2 separate regions of the Homo sapiens genome follow, and region 1 is linked to region 2. The links are chromatin loops, found by intact Hi-C in ENCODE. Cell type or tissue: K562. All regions are shown on one strand. Each heading gives the region's core, and the rest is flanking DNA. Links, peaks and the distances in the headings are about the cores only.

Region 1 (10,901 bases), core at 1,874-9,873, 130 kb before region 2:
ATGAACTAAACAAAAATGATTCATATATGAGTACCAATATATAAATATATGCATCCTGAAACAGGTTACCATTGACTTCTGAAGAAGAATGTGTAATTCTATCAACCATTCAGGTCTACATCATTTTTTTATTCTTAGCTGTACCACAGGAGACTAAACCAATAAATACAGCAATTTTTAAAATCAATTCACCTGGTATTCAAGGTTTTAATTGTACTTTCTTCTCTTCTATAGCTATTGCTACAAATGTTTAAAGAGTCAAATGAAAAGATTACATTGAATTAAACAGTAAATTCATTTTAAAATACAGAAAAAATACAATACTATTGAAATGTCATATAAATTATTTTACATCTGGTGAAATAAAATATTACAGAATATTATAAATGGAGACACACAAAGCCAGATACATATGTTAAAAAAAAATTATGTATGGACTAATAGATAGGAAATCATGCTAAAATGACCACACCCTGTATGTTTAAGTATGTTGGAACTAGGTAGGGTTTTTTCATCTTTTCCTGTTTTACCAAAATGTCTATATTGAGGGTAACCTTCTGTAAACAAATTTGAATGTATACATTTAAAAACAAAGCTCTAAATAACCTTTCTAGGTTCGCCTTGCTTCTGAATCTTCTGCAGTCTGTTTAAAGCAACTGGCCTGCACATGCTGATGCTCTCACAGATTTAAGAGTTTAAGAAGAAATCCACAAATTCAAGCATATACATCTAATAAGTTAATTGAGTTTTTAATGGCATTTATTTGTATTTTGATAACTAGTTAGCAAATGAAAAGTGCACTGGAAAGAATGCATTAAATTACTTAGGTGAAGGAATGACATACATAAAAATTGTCAAAGGGATGACGGAGGAAAATAAACCAGTTTCATTAAACCAACACCTAACACATGCAGTGAAAAACCCCTTGTTCTGATGGCAATGAACGTTGTATTTCTATCTTAATACTTTGCATTACGACTGTCCAATGCATTGTATAGTTTTCAAGGACCCAATCATACTCTTAAAGTACTTCCTTAATAAGAGGTAAATTATATAATAGTAGAACACAGCTGTGTTTGCTACAAAAATTCAATAAAACAATTTAATAATCTTCATAAAGTATTTATCTACTTGAGTGAATTAACTAAGTACTCAATAGAAATTGCTTTAGTTCTCCACAGCCATTTACTCATGTGGTATATCCTCTGTGCACATTTCTCAAGTGCTCCTCTGAGGTGTGGACAGCATTCCACACACATTGGACAAAGACTGCTGAACCAGCCGAAATCTACAGATGAAGACTCCATAAAAGTAACAAGCAAGGAAAAATAAACTACATGACATGCCTTGATTCCATGTCTCTTTTCGTCATGTTATATATTTTTCTTGTGAAATAAGGTTTGGAAGAATCTGAGGGCCAAAACTGAAACCAAAAAGTACATGGCAAAAAATAACATATAAATAACTCTTAAAATATGAGGGAAAACATAAAAATATAAAAACCAGATGAAGAAAATAGGCAAAGGGCACAAATAACTCCCCTGCCTCCTCACTCCCCAGTTCTCTCTCTCTCTCTCGCACTCTCTCTCTCTCTCACAAAGACATATAAAGAAATGATACTCAAACTTATGAAAAGGTGTTCAACCTCACTTAAACACATGAAAAGATGTTCAACACAAGAGAAACAAAAATAAACAGACATCATGTATGGCATCTATCACATTCTCAAATATCATTACACACTGTCAACAAGACTATGGCAAACGGGTTCTATGGTACATTACTGGTTCTGTCATACATAATTGCATACACACATGCAAAATGGTGAAATCTACATGGAGCAGAATTTAGCAATAACTCACAAAACAACATATCCATTTACCTTTTGCTGCAGCAATCTCATTTTTCTAGAAATTAATGCTAAACGTATATCTCCAACAATACAAAAACATACGAATTAGGGTTTTCACTGTGGCACTATGTCTAAACTGCAAAATACTAGAAACAACCTCATTGCTCATAAATAGGAGAAGAGTTGAATAAACTACATTACATCCACACAATGAAATACTCTACCACTGGAAAGAATAGATAGGTCTGTAATTTTTGATATGGCATGATTTTTAACATACTTATTAAATGATAAAAGCAAAAAAAAGTATGCAACTTTTATTTTAAAAAGAGAAGAGGAGAGATATATATGTATTTACTTCTTTGTACAGAAAAAAACCTGGGAAGGTAGGAAGGAAGTGTAAATCTAAAATTAATGTCATGCACTACCACAAAAGGGTAGGGGAAATGAGAAAATAAATCAAGAGGAGAATAAGATTTATCTGAGCATATCTTTTTATATAAACTTTACTTTTGAACATGTTACTACTTTCACAGTCCCAAAAATAAAACAACGTTCACAAGAATTGGAGAAAAAAACTAAAATAGCACACCAGTCAGAAAAAAATGAGCCTATATAGCTATATCAAATTAATAAAGTAATCATATAGAAAAATATTAAATCAAGTAACTTGATTATACCCTAAGTGGGATATATCCTGATTATTCCCTAAGTGGGATATATTCTAAAAACAGAAAGGGCATATAGTCTAAAGACAGAAAGGACTGCCAAGAAATCATGAACTTTACTTGGTTAGTTTGCTGTTGATGTGATATCAGCGGAGCAATTCTGAAAATATTTTTTGTATTATAGATAAGAGTCAATGGTATGTACGTTGATATTGTCGAACAAGATATGGAAATGGAAAGGAAGAATTCTATATATTGAATGAAAATTCTAGATATCAGTCTGAACTACTCACTCTCAATAGATGGATAATTGACAGGTAGATTTATATGAAAGATTTATAAATAGATTTATATATAGTCTAGAAGCAGTGACACCTGCAGTAGCAATAAGCACATCGGTCAGAAGAAGAAGAGTACAATGAGAGAACAGAACATTTTGTTTTGCCACAAAGTAAGAAAGTGCCCCAAAACAAGATCCAAGGGTTACCATTAGCAAAATGTGGCTGAACTTCAGTAAAAAATAATGATCAAAACAATATATTATAAGGCATAAAATTTTAAAATAAATAGAGTTCTGGGCCGGGCGCAGTGGCCCACGCCTGTAATTCCAGCACTTTGGGAGGCCGAAGCTGGTGGATCACTTGAGGTCAGGAGTTCAACACCAACCTGACCAACATGACAAAACCCTGTCTCTACTAAAAATACAAAATTAGCTGGGTGTGTTGGTACATGCCTATAATCCCAGCTACTTGAGAGGCTGAGATAGGAGAATCGCTTGAACCCGGGAGGCAGAGGTTGCAGTGAGCAGAGATCGTGCCATCGCACTCCAGCCTGGGCAACAAGGGCAAAACTTCGTCTCAAATATATAAATAAACAAATAAATAAAGTTCTGAATGATTGATATTCAAAAAAGGCAGGGAAAGGAAGGAAAGCACACTCTTCTTGACAAAAGAATGACAGCTAATACGTCCAGAAGAAATTCTGGAATTAGAAAATTACTGTTTTGGAATTCCCAGTGGAATCATTGATTCAGGCAACAATCATCAATGTATGCTAAAACCATTGGGTCAAATTTTCTTGTAAAACAGGATATTCATATCATTTAAAGGTCTTACCCCAAAAACGATGAACTAATTACACAGTGTAGAAAGTTGTTTTTATGGAAGAATACCAAGTGATCAAATGTAACAGTAATAGGACAAGCTGATATTATTTGCTTCCTAATGTAACCCACTGGTAAGAACACCATTTCACCTATGACTATTCTTCCCAAAAAATGTTTCAAAGAGAATCTGGTAATGAGGAAACAATCAAAGAAATCCTAATCATAGACATATGTAATTGTGGGACAATGCACAAAACCACTGCACAAAATCAGTGTCACAAAGGGCGTATGTGGAAGAGCCATTCTAGAACAAAGAGTCTAAAGAGACATAACAACAAAACCCAGTATTTGATTGGCTTCTAAATCCAAAATTTAAAAAATAAACTAAAAAGGATATTTTGTGGGAAATTGGAATAGGAGCTTTCACAAAATTATTGAATTGATACACCTGTGATTGCAAAATAATCAATATACTGTCTTAATTATGAGGGAGAGAAAATAAAAGTAATTTAATATAAAATAACATATAAGTCAATATTTTGTTATGAACGTACAAATATATTTGAATTTGAATACATGATAAGACAGTCAGATGTTTGTCCCTGAATACAGACTTATCATGGGTGAAACAGCTGTACATGGAGTCTACTATCAGTGTGCTGTGTTAACACAAGCGCCATGAATGACACGCATGTTACTGCCTTTAGTTTTCGCAGTAGGGAACAATGACTGGGAAAATTCCAAACAAAACACAACACAAACTTCTTTCATTTTACATTGTAGTTGCATTGCTAATAAAAATCAGTAAAACATAAAATCTTGCAAAATATACTCTGCAATTATATATTTAAAATACCTCCGTTCTAGGCTCTGAAAATTATAAAGTTTTCTAAGTACATGAATGTCTGGTGGTGTATTTTTAAAAATTGTACAAAATCAAGACTATTATTTGCTGGGCAAGACAGTCCTCATTGCAGGATGTTGAGCATACCTGGGCCCTTCCCACTATATACTAAAGGTGCCCTAAGGTAGGTGGGAGCCAACTCTGAGGTGGAGATCAATATGCAGGACTTTATTAAAAAGTGTTCTTGGTTTCAACACAGTGGAAGGGAAGGAAGTAAGATTGGGCAGAGAGGGAAATTAGTCTCCATGAAGTCCTCAGATTATCCCATGGGACATTCTGAAGTGAGGAGCCTTCCAGCATGGACAGAGTATTGGGCCAGGATACGCCCAGATCAGTTATTGGATGTGGGCTGCTCTGGGAATAGGGTGGGTTCTTGGACAAGGTGCCTGTTGTGAGCAGAGAGAATCCTGAAGAGAGCTGACAGCTGAGAGCTATCAGACGGCAGCACAGCCAGCAGCTGGAGTGACAATCCTCCACGCCTGAAGGGGGAGCTGGGTACAGATAACAAAGTCCACTATACATTCCTAAGAAGTATGACAATAAAAGTAAAAGCCAATGTTTTAATCTATATAAAATGTAACTGTATTTTCCACCGAAAGTGTAGGACACTCTTAAGATTTTTTTAAATTTTTGTAAAGATGATTTTTTAGTTTCCTTCCCCATCACCCCTTGTACACACACAAACCCACATGCACAATACACACACACCTCTTAGATTTGGAATTGGAACGACATTAAATTCATAAATTAATTGACAAGAAAATTGTCTTCTCATTCGGGAAAATGGCAGAGGTTTTCACTTAATTATAACTAAATAAAATAGACATTAATAGTTTAAAAAACCCTGATAACTGCTAATAAAGGAGAAGTCCCTTAATTTACTGTAAGTTATCTGCAAAAGAATTCAGTTTTTGCAGATTCACCTACTGGCTGAAATTTGTCACCCAAAATCAGTTCTGCACTGTTGCAGACATTGACAGGCACCTGTAGAGCAGTGCAAAATTTGACTCACCAATCCTCACGTTCTCAGCTGAAGGTGAACAGACCTTGCTTTGCCTTTTTGTTTCAGTGCTCATACTGTAAAAAAGTGTCCTTTCCACCGGGCGCGGTGGCTCACGCCTGTAATCCCAGCACTTTGGGAGGCAGAGGCGGGCGGATCACGAGGTCAGGAGATCGAAACCATCCTGGCTAACACGGTGAAACCCCGTCTGTACTGTGAATACAAAAAATTAGCCGGGCGTGGTGGCGGGTGCCTATAGTCCCAGCTACTCGGGAGGCTGAGGCAGGAAAATGGCGCGAACCCGGGAGGCGGAGCTTGCAGTTAGCCGAGATCGCGCCACTGCACTCCAGCCTGGGCGACAGAGCGAGACTCCGTCTCAGAAAAAAAAAATAAAATAAAATAAGTGTCCTTTCCTTGGTTTGTTTAGTGCCACATTGTTGTATTTTTATTGGCGATTATACTGTTTAAAACAGCCCCCAAGCATACTGCTGAAGTGCTATCTACTGTTACAAAGCCAGAAAGCTGTGATATGCCTTATGTAGAAAAATATGTGCCACATAAACTTTATTTAGGCATCAGTTACGGTGTCGAATGCCATGAGTTCAATGCTAATGAATCAATAATATATATTAAACAAGATTACGTGGATATATTGATTTAAAAAGTTGTGATCAGAGGTGCACAGCAACTTAACCTTGTATTTCTCCTTGGAGCAATGATTCAGCATTCACTAATCCAATGTTTGTCACTACCTTATAGGATATAACTTACAACATCTTATGGAATAGAACTACTATGAATAATGATAATGAAATGTATAAGGGTTAGAAAGGAAAGAATGAAACAGTCCTTATTTGCAAATGATATTAGTATTAACATAGAAAATCCAAAATAATCCATAAGGATTATAATTAATAAGTACATTTAATAAGTAAATTAATAAGTAATATTTCTATTTACAAATTTATTATATAAAAATCAATTATGGGGGGAGGGATAAAAGACTATAATTTGGGTTCAGTGTATACTGCTCAGGTGATAGGTACACCAAAATCTCACAAATCACCACTAAAGAATTTACTCATGTAACCAAACACCACCTGTTCCCCCCAAAACCTATGGAAATAAAAAAATAAAAATAAATACAAATTAAAAAATAATTTTAAAAGTCAATTTCATTTCTATGTAACACAAAATAGAAACGTAAAATTTAAAAACACATCACTTATAATAGCGTCAAACAATTACCAATAGTTGGAATAAATCTAACAAAAGTCATGTAAGATCACTACAAAAATAACTATAAGACGTTGATAAAGAAATTTAAAACCTCAGAATCAAAGAGTGTACTATGTACGTGAATTGGAAAACTCAATCATGTTACCATATTGATTCTCTGCAAATTTATCTATAGCTTCAGTAAATTGTCAATCAAAATCCTAGCAAGATTTTTTATAGAATATGTCAAGATGATCTTAAAATATATATGAAAATGCAAAAGTCCAGGAAAAAACCAAAATTGTCTTATGGAAAAAGAATAAAGTTAGAAGAGTTGTGTTATGATAAATCAATAGTTGACTGGTAATATTAACTGGCAATACTAAAATAGTATAAGATTGGTGCAAAGCTACCAAAATAGACTATGAAACAAAACAGAGAGTCTAAAAACAGACCTGCACATATGTGAACACTTGATTTTTGTGAGAAGTGGCACTGCAAAGCAATAGGGAAATGGTATTTTTTTTCAATAGATGGTGCTATTTAAATGTACATTAAAATAGAAAAAAATAGAAACTTGACTCCTAACATTGTACTTTTTATAAAAATCAATTCCACATTTGCTATAGAGCTAAATATAAAAGGGTATATAATAAAGCTTCTGGAAGATATTATAGAAGAATATCTCTATGACCTTATGGTTAGCAAAAACTCCATAATGAAAACACAATAATGCAAAAGTCATAAAATAAAGTAGAGAAATTAAGCTTCATTAAAATTTAATAATTCTGTTTACCAAATGATAAAATTAAGGAAGTGAAAAATTGATCCATAGGTTGGGTATATATATCTGCAATTCATATATTAGCAAAAGGTTGATTTGTAGCTGTAATATATAAGAACTCTTGTAAATCAATAAGAAACAAAATTTAACAGTAAAAGAGAACAGTCAAATGGTCAAAAAACGAAAACAAAATAAAGCAAACAATGAAAATGTGCTTATTTCTCATTTGTCAGCAGGAAAATGCAAATAAAATCACAGTAAATGCCATTACATCTTCACTAGAGTGGCTAAAATTAAAACAACTGATGATAATTGCAGAATAGATGAAATTCTCACAGACTGCTGGTGGGAGTGCAAATTGGTACAATCACCTGTAAGAAGTGTTTATCAGCATCTACCAAATCTGAATATATGCAGGAATACTTACCCTATAACCCAGCAAATCCACAGCCCACTCCTAAATAACCAGTAGAAATGTATACACATATTCCAAAATGTATATAAAAGAACAAATGTCCATAAGCAGTAGAATGGTTAAATTGTGGTATACATGGTAATTGAAAACTATACAGCATGAAAATGGAAAAAAAAAAAAAAAAAGCCCTGGTATTTGAAAAAAAAAAGCATAATAATCTTACAAACATATTATTCAAAATAACAAGATACAAAAACAACACAAGCTGCATGATTCCATTTATTAAAGCCAAACACAAGCGGAAGTAATCTGTGATGTTAGAGGTCAATGTTACAGGTCAGGAGAGTGGTCACCTCTGAGGAGAAAGAAGGGCATGCAATTGGCATAAGGCAGAGGAGCTTCTGAAATGCTGCCTGTATTCATTCCTGATCTAAGTGTTGGTTACTTGAGTTTATTTTCTTTGTAATATGCCATCAATCTATTATAATTTGTACATGTTTCTGATTGTGTTTTGTTTCCATTTTAAAAATTTAAACTAATAATTATTGTTCCATACAAACCATCCTCATCAGTGCCCAGGTCCACACACTTTCTCTTTTTCTGCATACATCCAATTCCAAACATGATACATGTAGTCCCATACAAATATTCTATGCTCAATTGAAAATAAATAATACACTATTGTCTTTTCAAGGAGACACCAACAGTCATGTCCAGTTTCTGGGTTCTGTGCTGAGTTTAAGAGCTCTAGGGGCGTGAATTCTTCTTGGTTAGTTCCAATTGTGGTTCCTCATGGCCCAAGAAGTAGTCAATGGTCCCAATTAATGAGAAATCTTATCATCCCAACACACTCAAAGTACCACCTTCAAAGATAACAATATCCTCATCATAATAAGAGCTTCCCTTGAAAAATAGAGAAGAGGAAGAGCCGCAGAGTGCTGATTGGTCTGTGATACTCATCCCCGTGGGAAGGAAGGGTAATGATTCCTTGCTCTACAGTAAAATGAGGCCCCCAGAGGCAATCTGGTTGGTTACAGTTGTTCTTGCTCTGAAGACTTTCTTGACACACCTGAAGGGACCCTGGGGGTGGGGGAGTGGGGAGTCAGGGGCAGAGGGATGGGGGATGATTCTCTTCTGGGGCTGCATGGCTTTAGGACCTTTCTTCCTTTTGGCATACTTGGAAGAGCTGATGATTGCTTTTGATTATAAGCACTCAAGACTCTCTTTTTAGATTTTGGCATTTCCTAGCAATAAGTCCCTTAAAAATTCAATTTGATGATGAACTTTAATTCATTCCACAAATATTTACTGAGTGCATATGATTGTCTAGGCTTTATTCTAGATACTTGGGATATATCAGGGAACAAAACAAATGTAAATACTAAACCCAAGGAGATTGTGTTCTGGAGGGAGCAGGCTGAGATTCAACAAACAACACAATAATAAGTAAATTATATGCTGTAGAAGGTAATTAGTGCCGGTAATAAAGAAGAAGTAAAGCATGACCTACCATAGAAAGGAAGGTTGGAATTGGAGGACAGCAAGATGGTGGAAGGGGAAATGGTAAAAGTTTAGTATTAATATTGTCAGTAGAGGCCACTTTGCAAAGGTGAAATTTAAGCAAAGACTTGAGTTAGAGAGGGAGTCAGCCAAGCAGTTATCTGAGGCAAGAGAATCCAAAGGAGTGGAAAACATAACAAACATACCCTAAGGGGAAGCATGATTGACCTGTCTAAGGATTGTAAAGGGTCATGGTGGCTGGAGGAAATGAGGGCAGGTTGAACAAGAAGTATGAGGAAGTAGCAAATGCAAAAGAACTGAAACCATAACAAACAGTCTCTTGGGCCACAGCTCAAACAAATTAGAATTCAAGATTAAGAAATGCACTCAAAACCACACAACCACATGGACATTGAACAATCTACTTCTGAATGACTCCTGGGTAAATAATGAAATTAAGGCAGAAATCCAGTTCTTTGAAACCAATGAGAACAAAGAGACAATATACCAGAATCTCTGGGATACAGCTAAAGCAGTGTTAAGAGGGAAATTGATAGCACTAAATGCCCACATCAAAAAGCTAGAAAGATCTCAAAGTGATACCCTAACATCACAACTAAAAGAACTAGAGAGCCATGAGCAAACAAACCCCAAAGATAGCAGAGGCCAAGAAATAATCAAAAGCAGAGATGAACTGAAGGAGATAAGGACATGAAAACCCGTTCAAAAAATCAGTGAATCCAGGAGCTGGTTTTTTTGAAAAAATAAAATAAAATAGACCATTAGCTAGACTAATAAAGAAGAAAAGAGAGAAAAATCAAGTAGACACAACAAAAAATAATAAAGGGAATATCACCACTGACCCCAAGAAAATACAAACAACCATCAGAGAACACTATAAACATCTCTATGTAAATAAACTAAAAAATCAAGAAGAAATGGATAAATTCCTGGACACATACACCCTCCCAGGACTGAACCAGGAAGAAGTTGAATCTCTGAATAGGCCAATAATAAGGTCTGAAATTGAAGCAGTAATGTATAACCTTCCAACCAAAAAAAACAAAAAAAGCCCAGGATCAGATGGATTTACAGCTGAATTCTACCAGAGGTACAAAGAGGAGCTGGTACCATTTCTTTTGAAACTATTCCAAACAATTGAAAAGGAGGGACTCATTCCTAATTCACTTTATGAGGCCAGCATCATCCTGATATCAAAACCTGGCAGAGATACAGCAAAAAAAGAAAAATTCAGGCCAATATACCTGATGAACATTGATGCAAAAATCATCAATAAAATACTGGCAAACTGAATCCAACAACAGCATATCAAAAAGTTTATCCACCACAATTAAGTCAGCTTTATCCCCAGGATGCAAGGCTGGCTCAACATGTGCAAATCAATTAATGTAATTCATCACATAAAGAGAACTAAAGACAAAAACCACATGATTA
Region 2 (10,901 bases), core at 1,839-9,838:
CACTCTAACAGGGGACTTCAAGAAGTTGTATTTCAAAGTTATTTTGTAACAAAATAAACTCGTGCTAACTTGTTATAACAAGTCACAGGCTCTAGTTTGAGGTACTAAAAAGGGTATCAGTTTGCAAAGAGCCCCATCAGAGCAATATGAACTCTGTTAAATTGAAGCAAGAACAAACATTAAATTGCTGGTGAAGCTTGGGTGGAAGAATGGTGAAATCATTGATGCTTTATGAAAAGTTTATGGGGATGATGCCCTGAAGAAATCAGCAGTTTACAAATGGATAACTCATTTTAAGTAGAGACAAGATGATGTTGAAGAAGAAGTCCACAGTGGCAGACCATCTGCATCAATTTGTGAGGAAAAAAATTATCTTATTCATGCCCTAATTGAAGAAGACTGATGATTAACAGAAGAAACAATAGTCAAACCACAGACATCTCAACTGGTTCAGCTTATAAAATTCTGACAAAAAAATTAAAGGTGAGCAAACTTTCCACTGGATGGGTGCCAGAACCTTTGCATGCAGATCAGCTGGAGGCAAGAGCAGAGCTTTCAATAGAAATTTTAAACAAATTGGATCAAGATCCTAAAGCATTTCTTTGAATTATAACCAGAAGTGAAACATGGCTTTACCAGTATGATCCTGGAGACAAAGTACAATCAAAACAATGGCCACCAAGAGGTGGAAGGGGTCGAGTCAAAGCAAAAGCAGACTGGCTAGGGGCAAAAGTCATGGCAATAGTCTTTTTGGGGATTCTCAAGGCACCTTGCTTATTGACATTCTAGGGGCCAAAGAACAGTATCTGCTTACTATGAGGGTTTTGAGAAAGCCAGAGTTTTAGCAAAATACCAGGGACAGCTTCACCAGAGTCCTCTCCTACACCAGTGCTCCTGCTCATTCCTCTCATCAAACAGGCAATTTTGAGAGCTTCAATGGGAAATCCATAGGCACTCATGTTACAGTCCTTATTTGGCTCCTCCTTTTTTTTGTTTCCTGATCTTAAAAACTTTGTAAAGGGTACCCATTGTTCTTTAGTTAATAATATAAAAAAGACTACATTGACATGGTTAAATTCCCAGGACCCTCAGTTCTTTAGGGATGCATTAAATGCTGGTATATCACCTTTTTGCTTACCAAAGTGTCTTGAACTTGATAGCTGGTGGCACTTATGTCAATAAATTAAAGTTTATATATATATTTTTTTATCTTTTAATTCCAGTTTTCCACAAACTTTTGAAGTCCTTTCATATAACCTCTTCTGCCCCATGTCTACCTCCAGTCTTCTTAAAAAAAAAAAAAAAAAAAAAGGGAAGATATGCCACTATTTCGCTGCCTTTCCAGAAAATACTATCACTGTGACATTTATCTTTCTGTGAGAGCGCTACAGTACTTTTAGTATGATGAAAACAGGACCATGTGAAGTTTGTTCTTTAAAAACCAGTTTATTGATAGTCATAATCATTTCAAAATGTATGCATATATCAAAACATCACATCATATACCTTAAATATATGCAATTTTGGGGGTCAATTTATACCTCAATAAATCTAGAAAATAAATTTAAAAAACCCAGTTTATTCTAAACAGTAACAAGCTAGTCACTTGTTTTTATAAACCTTTAATAAACTTTAATGCCTAAGAATAGCACAAATGCTTTATTCTTTGCAGAAATACCATACCTGATGCTTCAGCTGAGTTATTTCTTTTTGACACAAAGTGATTTCATTCTCTGCAAGTTTCCTTAAATCTTCATTCTCATCTAGGAAAAAAAGGGCAGAAGTTAAGGTTTTCCTTAATTAGTGTTAAATTGCTAGCAGACTTCTAGGAAATAGTTTTATGGTTATTATAGCTGAAGGGAAAAATAAAATGTATATCTTGTCCTTTCAATAAATACCATTCAATAAATGCCTTTCAATAAATGTCCTTTCAATCAATTTCACCATTTTATACATTAGTTTTCATAAGCATGTAAGTATAAAATTTTTTTTCTGATAAAGTACAAGTACAAATTTCTATAAAAATATAAAGAAGCTAAACTCTTCCATAATTTCATCTCCATGAAATATTCACCTTAATAAATATGCTTTTAGACTTCCAACTTAGACTGTATAATAACGAATGCATTTAGCTAATAAGACAGAAGGGATACAGAAGGTTACACCAGTAAAACTAAAATTCAATTAAAAAGTAGAAATTTATTCTCTTATAAGCAAATGTTTCATTAGTATTTTAGTATCCACCCAAAAACATTTATTAGATTCTGCCTAATGTATACAGAATGTTTATACGAAGTACTCCTCTGTCTCTCTCTCTGGCTTTACCTTTATTGTTGTTTCATCTTTGAATTTTCATTTTTACCTTATAAAACATACTTTCTCATTCCTCTACCCTATAGATGATATGCAGCATATATAAAGGAGGAGGAAAGGGAAAATTTCTGGCTATTAACAAATTGTTCTCTCTATTGAAAGTTCAAACCCTTACAAAGCATCAGTTTGTATGCTTATCTATTAAGAAACAACCATGCTGGGAAGTGGGATAATACATATATAAGACCTGCCCTCAAGAGAGCATTATAGATAATTTTAGTTTCCTTATATTTTTCTAGAAGAGAAAAACAAAAAATAACCTAAACCCTTATGTGACATGGTTTGGCTGTGTCCCCACCCAAATCTCATTTTGATTTGTAGCTCCCACAATTCCCACCTGTTGTGGGAGGGACCCAGTGAGAGGTAACTGAATCATGGGGGCAGATATTTCCTGTGCTGTTCTCATGATAGTGAATAAGTCTTACAAGATCTGATGGTTTTATAAAGAAGAGTTCCCCTGCACAAGTTATCTCTCTTGTCTGCTGCCATGTAAGACGTGCCTTTTGCCTTCCACCATGATTGGGAGGCCTCCCCAGCCACGTGGAACTGTTAGTCTATTAAACCTCTTTTTCTTAAAAATTACCCTGTCTTGGGTATGTCTTTATCAGCAGTGTGAAAACAGACTAATACACTATGTGATTAAATATTAAAACAGTTGTGCCTTGAAGGAATCTGTTGGTTTTGGAATGGGCAGAAAAAGGAAAAAAAGATTAACTCAAGGAGAGAGAATAACAACAGCAAAACTGAGATAAGCAAGTACAGGAAGCACTGCTGAAAATTATTTTGGCAAGCATATGGTATGGAAGAAATTTGGTAGAATGGAAAATGTGTTAGGAAAAGCAAAAATGAATTCTAGCCCTAGCTTAATCGCTAAGGTACTGTTAGGGCAATAGGCTCAACTTCTTTCAGTTATGACAAGAATGAAATGAAAGTTCTGAGCTGGATAATCTCTAAGGTGCCTTTCAGTTCTGCAAAGCTAAGGAGATTGGAACTAGAGTCTAGAAGTAATTTAATTTTAATACTATATTTTATTTAACCCAATATGCTCCAAATATTATTTCAACATGTAATTAACATAAACATATTACTTTTTATACCAGGTGTTTGAAATCTATATGTATTTTACACTTACACACCTCAATTCAGACTAGCCACAAATTGCTCAACAGCTGTGTGGCTACTGGCTACTATATTGGACAGTGCAGCTCTAAAGGGTTTAGAATTAGGAGTTACTCACAGGCAATGGTAATATACTACTTCTTTAATTTCTCTTGAATATTATAAATCAACATATGTTTACTGGACACCTACCATGTGCCTGCCTTCCCCTTTGCCTATAAAGATGTTTATGGTTTCCCATTCTAAATGGGTCCTTTTCTTTTCAACCCTTTAAGTAGCTGCTTATTGTCACCCCTCTTTTCCCACCCAGATTTCTGGAGATAAAATGCCATTTTTATAACTTTTCTCCTGTTAACTCTAATTTACCTCTCAAGCTGTTACACTGGATTCTATAATCATATCAAGACCATTTTTATTCAAGTTACCAATGACAAAATTGCCAAATCTAAAGACTTATTTCAGTGTGAGCTGAAAAGGTTGTTTTACCTTTCTATGTCAGGTACTACGGATTTTTTTTTTTTTTTTTTTTTTTTGAGGCAGGGTCTTGCGCTGTCACCCAGGCTGGAATGCAGTGGCACCATCTTGGCTCACTGCAACCTCCACCTCCCGGGTTCAAGCGATTCTCCCACCTCAGCCTCTCAAGTAGCTGGGACCACAGGCACGCACCACCATGCCCAGCTAATTTTGCATTGTTTGTAGAGACAGGGTTTTGCCATGTTACCCAGGCTGGTCTCGAACTCCTGGGCTCAAGTGATCGGCCCACCTGAGCCTCTCAAAGTGCTGGAATTAGAGGCGTGAGCCACCACGCCTGGCCAAGGATCTCTTACTTCTTGAAATTTTCTATTGGCTTCTACAGCTTCATTTATTTATCTACTTCAGGGTCACAAAGCTCTGGCTGTTTTTTTCTTGACCTTTTATAGCCTTCTTCTCTGCCTGCTCCTCAAATACTGTGTATTTCTGGCCTTGTTAGACTTGTTTCTATCTTAACACATTTTCCCTGAGTGTTCTCATCTACTTCTAAGGTTTAATTTACCACGTACTGTATATCTCGAGAGCTCTCATATGATTATTTGGGCTCAATTTTTCTCCTATGTCAGTAATTTTTTCTCCTAGACTAGTACAGATATCTTTATTGGAATTCCTTTTCACAGGTATTTTTAACTTAATATGGCATTCAATGCAAAACTCATCTTTTTAAAAAATTCGGTCCAACTTTTATACTTTCATCTTAATTAACAGTACCACTCGTGCTGAAGCCAGAAACCTAAGACTTTTCTTAGAACTAACTCTCTCCCTCATCCTTCTCAGGGCATAAGCCACTAAATCCTAACTTGTTTCTCAAAATGTTTTGTGAGTCAGAACTATGCCTATCACCATTTCTTCTTTGGATTGTTTCAACTGCCTCCTCCCTGGCCTGTCAGCCACCAGCGTTTCTGGAGAATACTCCAATTTATCCTCAGCGCATGCCACCATTAACTTTTCTTTACAAAGACGTGAATTCTCTGCTTAAAAACATTTGCTAACTTTCCATGGTCTATAAAAAATAAATCCAAATTCTTTGTCTTGCAAGGTTCTTAACTATTTTTCTGGCTTCATGTTTCTATGACATCATCTCCCACCTATTCTATACTTAGGCCATACTGAATTTCCCAATTTAGTACCTTTACCCACGTATAGGTCTGAGATTCTGAGTCCTAAGTCTGCTATTAACAAGCACTGCCCTGATACTACTGCAAATGGGTCTCCACACCACACTTTGAGAAACACCGCTGTGGAGCCCATCACAGGGACAGTGCCTTATTTATCCTTGCTGAGCTAATGAGCTCTTGCCCGAGTCCACAACTAATAAGCATGTAAAAGGCGGCAGAGCGCCGTGGCAAAGGAGCACAAGAGAGCCCACAGGAGAGGATGGGATCACAGCACGTAATGATGTCCTGACCTCTGATCCAAAATAAAAACGGCTGCAAGTGAGTAAAGAGTTTCAAACTCGGGTAGTGTGGGCAGTGGAAAAGTCAAACGAAGAGTCAAGAATGTGCTCTGACGCCTCTCCCCCGGGCCCGACCCTTACCGTGCAGCAAGTGCTCAGTCTCCCGCAGCTCCCGCTCCTTCTCGTTCAGCAGTTTGATCACCGCCAGCAACTCGGGCCTCCTGACCTTCAAATGGGCTTCAGACCCCGCCTGGCGCTCGAGGAAGGTCCGCAAGGGCCCGCCCCGGGTGAACAGCTCCTCCAGCGGCGGGCTACCGGAGCTCAGGGGCCGGCGGGCTGGGCCAACGGCCCGGCGGGGCCAGAGCCACCGGGCAGCGCCCCACAGAACCCGGGACCGCATCCTTAGTCCGAGATCGCGGACCCTGACCGGAACCGGAAGTTCCGGACACAGCAGCCCTCGCGACAACACCCAGAATTTGGAGATAAGGGTGAGAGCGCACCAAGCCCCGCCCAGCGCAAGCGTTGCTTTTTAAAGGATTTTCCGGAAGCCTTGGCGGGAACTTCCTGCCAAGCGTGAGAACGCTGCGAACTTCCCGGAGGCCAAAAGTTGAGGGGGCTGAGCGGAGCGTGATTGGGGAGGGGCGGGCCTGGGAGACCTTGGGCGCCTCCTCTGAAAGCCTCTTGGTAGGTATCCGGTTGATGGGTGACGTGTTTGGCCGGAAAGGGAGAGCAGCAGATTGCCCCTCTGTTTTCTGATAGTGAGGATTTCTTTCCCATGCACTGAGTCGGGGCCTCCAGAGCCGCAGTGCAGGGCAGTCGAGGGTCCGCTGCAGGGCGGAGGTCACAGCCGCGCAAGTCGTCAGTCTCCGGTGCAGGGCTGCCGCTGAGTCTTCAAGAGCGAGTTTTATTATGGACAGGCGTGTGTTTATTCCTCCTCCTTTTTTCCTGCTTATGTTTCTCTTGTCCACGGTGGGTGAGGTTCGTGGTAATAAGGACTTGATAAGTGTATTATGAGATAACCACTGAATGAATTTGCACAATAGACGTGCGTGCCCTTCATCTGCCGCGTCATTTACTTGCTTTCAAAGGACTTTATTATTCACCTGCCCATTCATTTTCACTTAGTCCCACTTATCGTCAGCTTTTTAAAGAGGTGGAGTGATTCCGTGTTACAGCAACCTACAGCCCAACAAAGCCTTCAGATATCTGCCTCCAGGAGTCCAACCCTCATCCCTTTCCAAAGAACTGGTAGCGGATAGGTGCCAGCAATACCGACATTTATTGGCACAATGCTTTGCACTTTTCAAAAGACCTGTTCACAGCTCAACGGAGAAATAAATATGAGGGAATAAACACAACCAAGACAGTCCTGGGAATGCAAGGGCTAAACGCTCAATCTGAGAACTGCCACTACCTAACTGGTTTGGGCAGCGTCTACTAAGTGGTATTTCACTGTTGAGAGAGGTGATATATTAGAAGTACGAAACTTCTAATTTATTCATAAAAAATAAAATGGTAAAAAATGGGAACCCTTATCAAGGTTAAAATATCCTTAGGTCATCTAATCGAAACTGTTAAGTATAAACATTCTTAGAAAATAACGTTTGCATTGCCTCTCTCTTTTCATCTCTTAGCACGATAACAAATGCAGAGTGAGTGGAAGAATGAAATGACTCTTCAAACATCAGGAAGCAAAAATAGTTTTTTGCTACTTAAAGGCTCCACCTAATTATCTCAGTTCTTTTCACTTTGTGTATTCAAGCTACACAACTTTATACAATCGTTCTGCTGTTGAAACCCATTTTATTTTAATCCTGATCTGAGGATAGAACAGGACTGATCAGGATGTTTTTATCTCTATTAGAACAATTGTTTCCCAAGTCTGAACTTAACTTTGAATTTATCTTAACCATGGAAATGGTGAGAATCACTTGAACTCAACATGGTATATCTCTCAGTTGAGTTCTCAGAACATAAGTCATTTCAACAATATATTTTATTATTTATAAAAGGTGAAACATTTTAATAATTAAAACCTTATAGAACAATGTAAAGAATCTAGCCAGAATTTTATTTTCCCCCAAGTGCATAAGCAATTTAAGTAACACATAGAAGTGTACCTTTTATTCCTATAGTGTTATATACCAATGAGGAAACAGTAACTTTCTAAGGATACATTGTTGAATTCTTTATTAATTCAAAACATTTTAAGAAAGTCAGTGTAATGCATATGCATTTTACAATAACATCCATAGGTTTCCACAATCTAGTAAAATGAAAACAGCTGTATTTTGATTTACTTTGAAAACTCAAACCTATAGTTCGAGACTTCTGAATATTTTTACATTACTGTCATGCTCAAATTCTGTTACATGGTGAAAATTCTAGCATTTTCCAGAAGTATATTATTGTACATAGGTAAAATGATAAAATTGATTCTAGGAAGGGGGAAAAAAAAACCCAGAAAAACTTAAATTGGAGGAAACATAATCTGGATTATCTATTCAATTTGTGAATACCCACCGTTATTCTGGCATTGCAAAATAACCAAGTGTGGTGCCTCTTAAGTTGCATTCATGCATTCAAAACTTCTTTATTGTCCACTGATAAATATTGGTGGAGTACAATATATGGATATAGATTAAGTGTGATGAACATGGTAGTAAAAAATTATACACATTCGATATGTAATTTTACAAAACCAAACACATTGAATTCTTTTTAATATTTAGCAAACATTTAAAAATCATATACAAGAAAGGTGTTTATGACAAATCGGTTAAAGCTAGCGGGAAATAGGTCTTTTACATTATTTCAATATTCAGTGTTCATTGATTAGTGGAGGGCAATATAAAAATGCAATAAGCAAAATGGTTAGTTTAAATTTAAATTACCTCTTATGACAATTAGTAAGATAAGATCTTTAATATCCAAAGTATGTGGAGGATTATTGTAAATTGCGCAGACAGTTCAAGGGAAAAATTCACTTTCACCTCTATTAGGTGAATATTCAGGCTAAGACTTCTGGAGTTTTATTTTTCCACTTCACTGTATTTTCTTTATAGCATTTATTAGTAATCACTTAGTGGAACCTAATATTAGTGTTTAGAATTTGTTTAGCTCAGTGTAAATGTCCAGAAAATTTACCTTCAATATAATCTCTTTAAAAACGCATTACTTTACAGTGGAGAAATATAATAGATGCTACCTCAGCTAAGTGATCAAGGTTAACATCAACAGCTAAGAGTAGCCTAAAGTTTGAGAAACTGTCACAGCTAAGACGAGTCCCGGTGATGGCATATACCTTTGATACCATGTGATGAGCATGGCACTTTACCGTTGTGTTCTTTCAAAAACCAAAAACCTGTGTCTAGTCACGAGAAAAACATCAGACGAATCCCCATAGAAGGACATTCTACAAAATACCAGTTTATTTCTCAAAACTGTCATCAAAAACAAGGAAAGTTGCAGAAACTGTCACAGCCAAGGGAAGCCTAAGGAAACATGACAACTAAATGTAATGTGGTATCCTGAATGGGATCCTGGGACAGAAAAAGGACATTAGGTTATAAACTAAGGAAATCTGAATGAAGTATGAATGTAATGATCAATATTGGCTCATTAATGCCCATAGATGTATATGGGACCTCTCTATTTGGAGTTTTTCTGTAAATCTAAAACTACTCTAAAATAAAAGGTTTAATGGACACATTACTATTTTAAATTTTATACATTTTATTTTTTTCTTAGAGTCAGGGTCTCACTTTGTTGCATAGACATGTCTGGAACTCCTGGGCTCAAGTGATCCTCACGCCTTAGTCTCCCAAAGTGCTGGGATTGTATGCGTGAGCCACCGTGCCTGGCCCATTACCACCTTTTATTAAGTTTTTATTTTCATTGTAAAATTGTTAAAGAAAATCATACCACCTTAATATTAAAAAGAGTGTTTTCTAATTGTCAATCTCTTATAACTTAGTCTTAGCCCTATAACTCATTTATATATTTAGCAAGTAATTTGATATTATTTCTGTCCTTGGGAATGTTGTTTTATTTCCTTTGGAAATAAAACTTTCAAATGATTGATCTTATTTAAACTTTAATTTTAACCTATAATTGTATATCCATTTATCATCTATCTATCATCTATCTATCAATCATCTATCTATCTATGTCATTGAAAGAAACATTTCTATAGATTTGAGGTGATGGTGAACTGAAAGTACTGATTTGGGATCACATTATTGAGAAAAGCAGTAACACTGATATAGTGTTCCATCTTAAAACATGATTGTATGTTTTGATGAGTAGCTAAATCAGATGTTTAACGTATGTTTTGGAAAAAAATAGGGGAAAGTGCATTAAAGTGACATTTAATACAAGTATACAATAACAATTATTGACGTGATGCACTTTGATAAAATAATAATGTATGCCACACTTTATTCTTTCCACGTTTGTTTTATTTAATGCTCATAGTTATCCTGATAATTACGTATTTTATTTGTCATTTGCAGATGAGGAAATGAACTCAGAGAAGATAAATGATTTGCCCAAAGTCACATGAGACAGAAATATAACTTGAAATCAAATTTGTAATTTTAAGTTCCTGATGTTTTTACACTATGCTCCCTAAGTGAATCTGTGGACATACATTTCCATTAGTAACCTTACTCATCTTATAGCTTTTGTCATAGGAAGAAAATCAGTTCCCAAACTGGGACCTTCTATCACCTAGGGCAACATTTTGCCTTTTGTAGTGTTTTCAGTAGAGTCAAAGTCTTGAACAGCCTCTTGAATTCATCTGAAAAGATGTTACTTGGGGCTGGAGAGGACTACACCTGTAAGAGTAATAATTTCAAAAATACCTATAAATAAATCAAATCTGGGTATTCAGAAATAATACTTGTCATTGTGCACCATCTTGTGTTGCAAGGATATTTTAAGCACTGCAGGGAAAATCTGAAGCAAGTTTTGGGTTATCAGTTTTATTGATAAATATTTGCAGTTGTAGCAAGTGAAGAATTAAAAATTTTTGCAGATTGGATATTGTTTTTGCAGGAGAACAAACCCATTGGTCAGAAATTTGAAGATGGAAAACACAAAAATACATGTTTGAAAAATATACTTAGAAAATTATGGTTGTAAACTGTCAATGTAAACAGATAGGCGAAAATATTTTTTGGAAATATCTTTACCATCTTTCAAAATAATTAGGCAATGTGTCAAGATCAAAGTATTCAAAATACATGTTTGATAGGCTTCTATCTATAGGCATTTTCTGTCTAAGACTTAAAAATATTATTATTATAATTATTATTATTATTTTGAGATGGAGTCACTCTGTTGCCAAGGCTGGAGTGCAGTGGCATGATATCAGCTCACTGCGACCTCTGCCTCCTGGGTTCAAGCGATTCTCCTGCCTCAGCCTCTCAAGTAGCCGGGATTAAAGGCACCCACCACCATGCCCGGCTAATTTTGTATT

Evidence for each region. Peaks named below come from ENCODE experiments on the same cell type or tissue, not always from the same donor. Only the 100,000 strongest peaks of a DNase experiment are listed, where the experiment ranks them.
Region 1: it touches region 2 in a loop (4-fold over the local background); 2 of 110 quality-filtered maps call a loop at or near these places.

Annotation. Positions count from the first base shown.
Region 1 is chr6:152,870,166-152,881,066 of GRCh38, forward strand. It overlaps LINC02840 (long intergenic non-protein coding RNA 2840), which reads right to left and starts at 5,832. Exons shown (of 5, transcript NR_183508.1): 1 at 5,542-5,832. In K562, for the core only: a CTCF peak has its summit at 5,022 (motif pointing right); DNase peaks (open chromatin) are centred at 4,256, 4,996 and 6,246; H3K4me3 peaks cover 2,296 bases.
Region 2 is chr6:152,996,867-153,007,767 of GRCh38, forward strand. It overlaps MTRF1L (mitochondrial translation release factor 1 like), which reads right to left and starts at 5,843. Exons shown (of 7, transcript NM_019041.7): 1 at 5,561-5,843; 2 at 1,684-1,763. The coding sequence starts at 5,819. RGS17 (regulator of G protein signaling 17) reads right to left here. Exons shown (of 5, transcript NM_012419.5): 5 at 7,593-10,901. RefSeq lists silencers at 5,591-5,650, 5,661-5,770 and enhancers at 6,000-7,000, 6,091-6,200. In K562, for the core only: a CTCF peak has its summit at 6,074; a DNase peak (open chromatin) is centred at 5,955; H3K4me3 peaks cover 3,736 bases.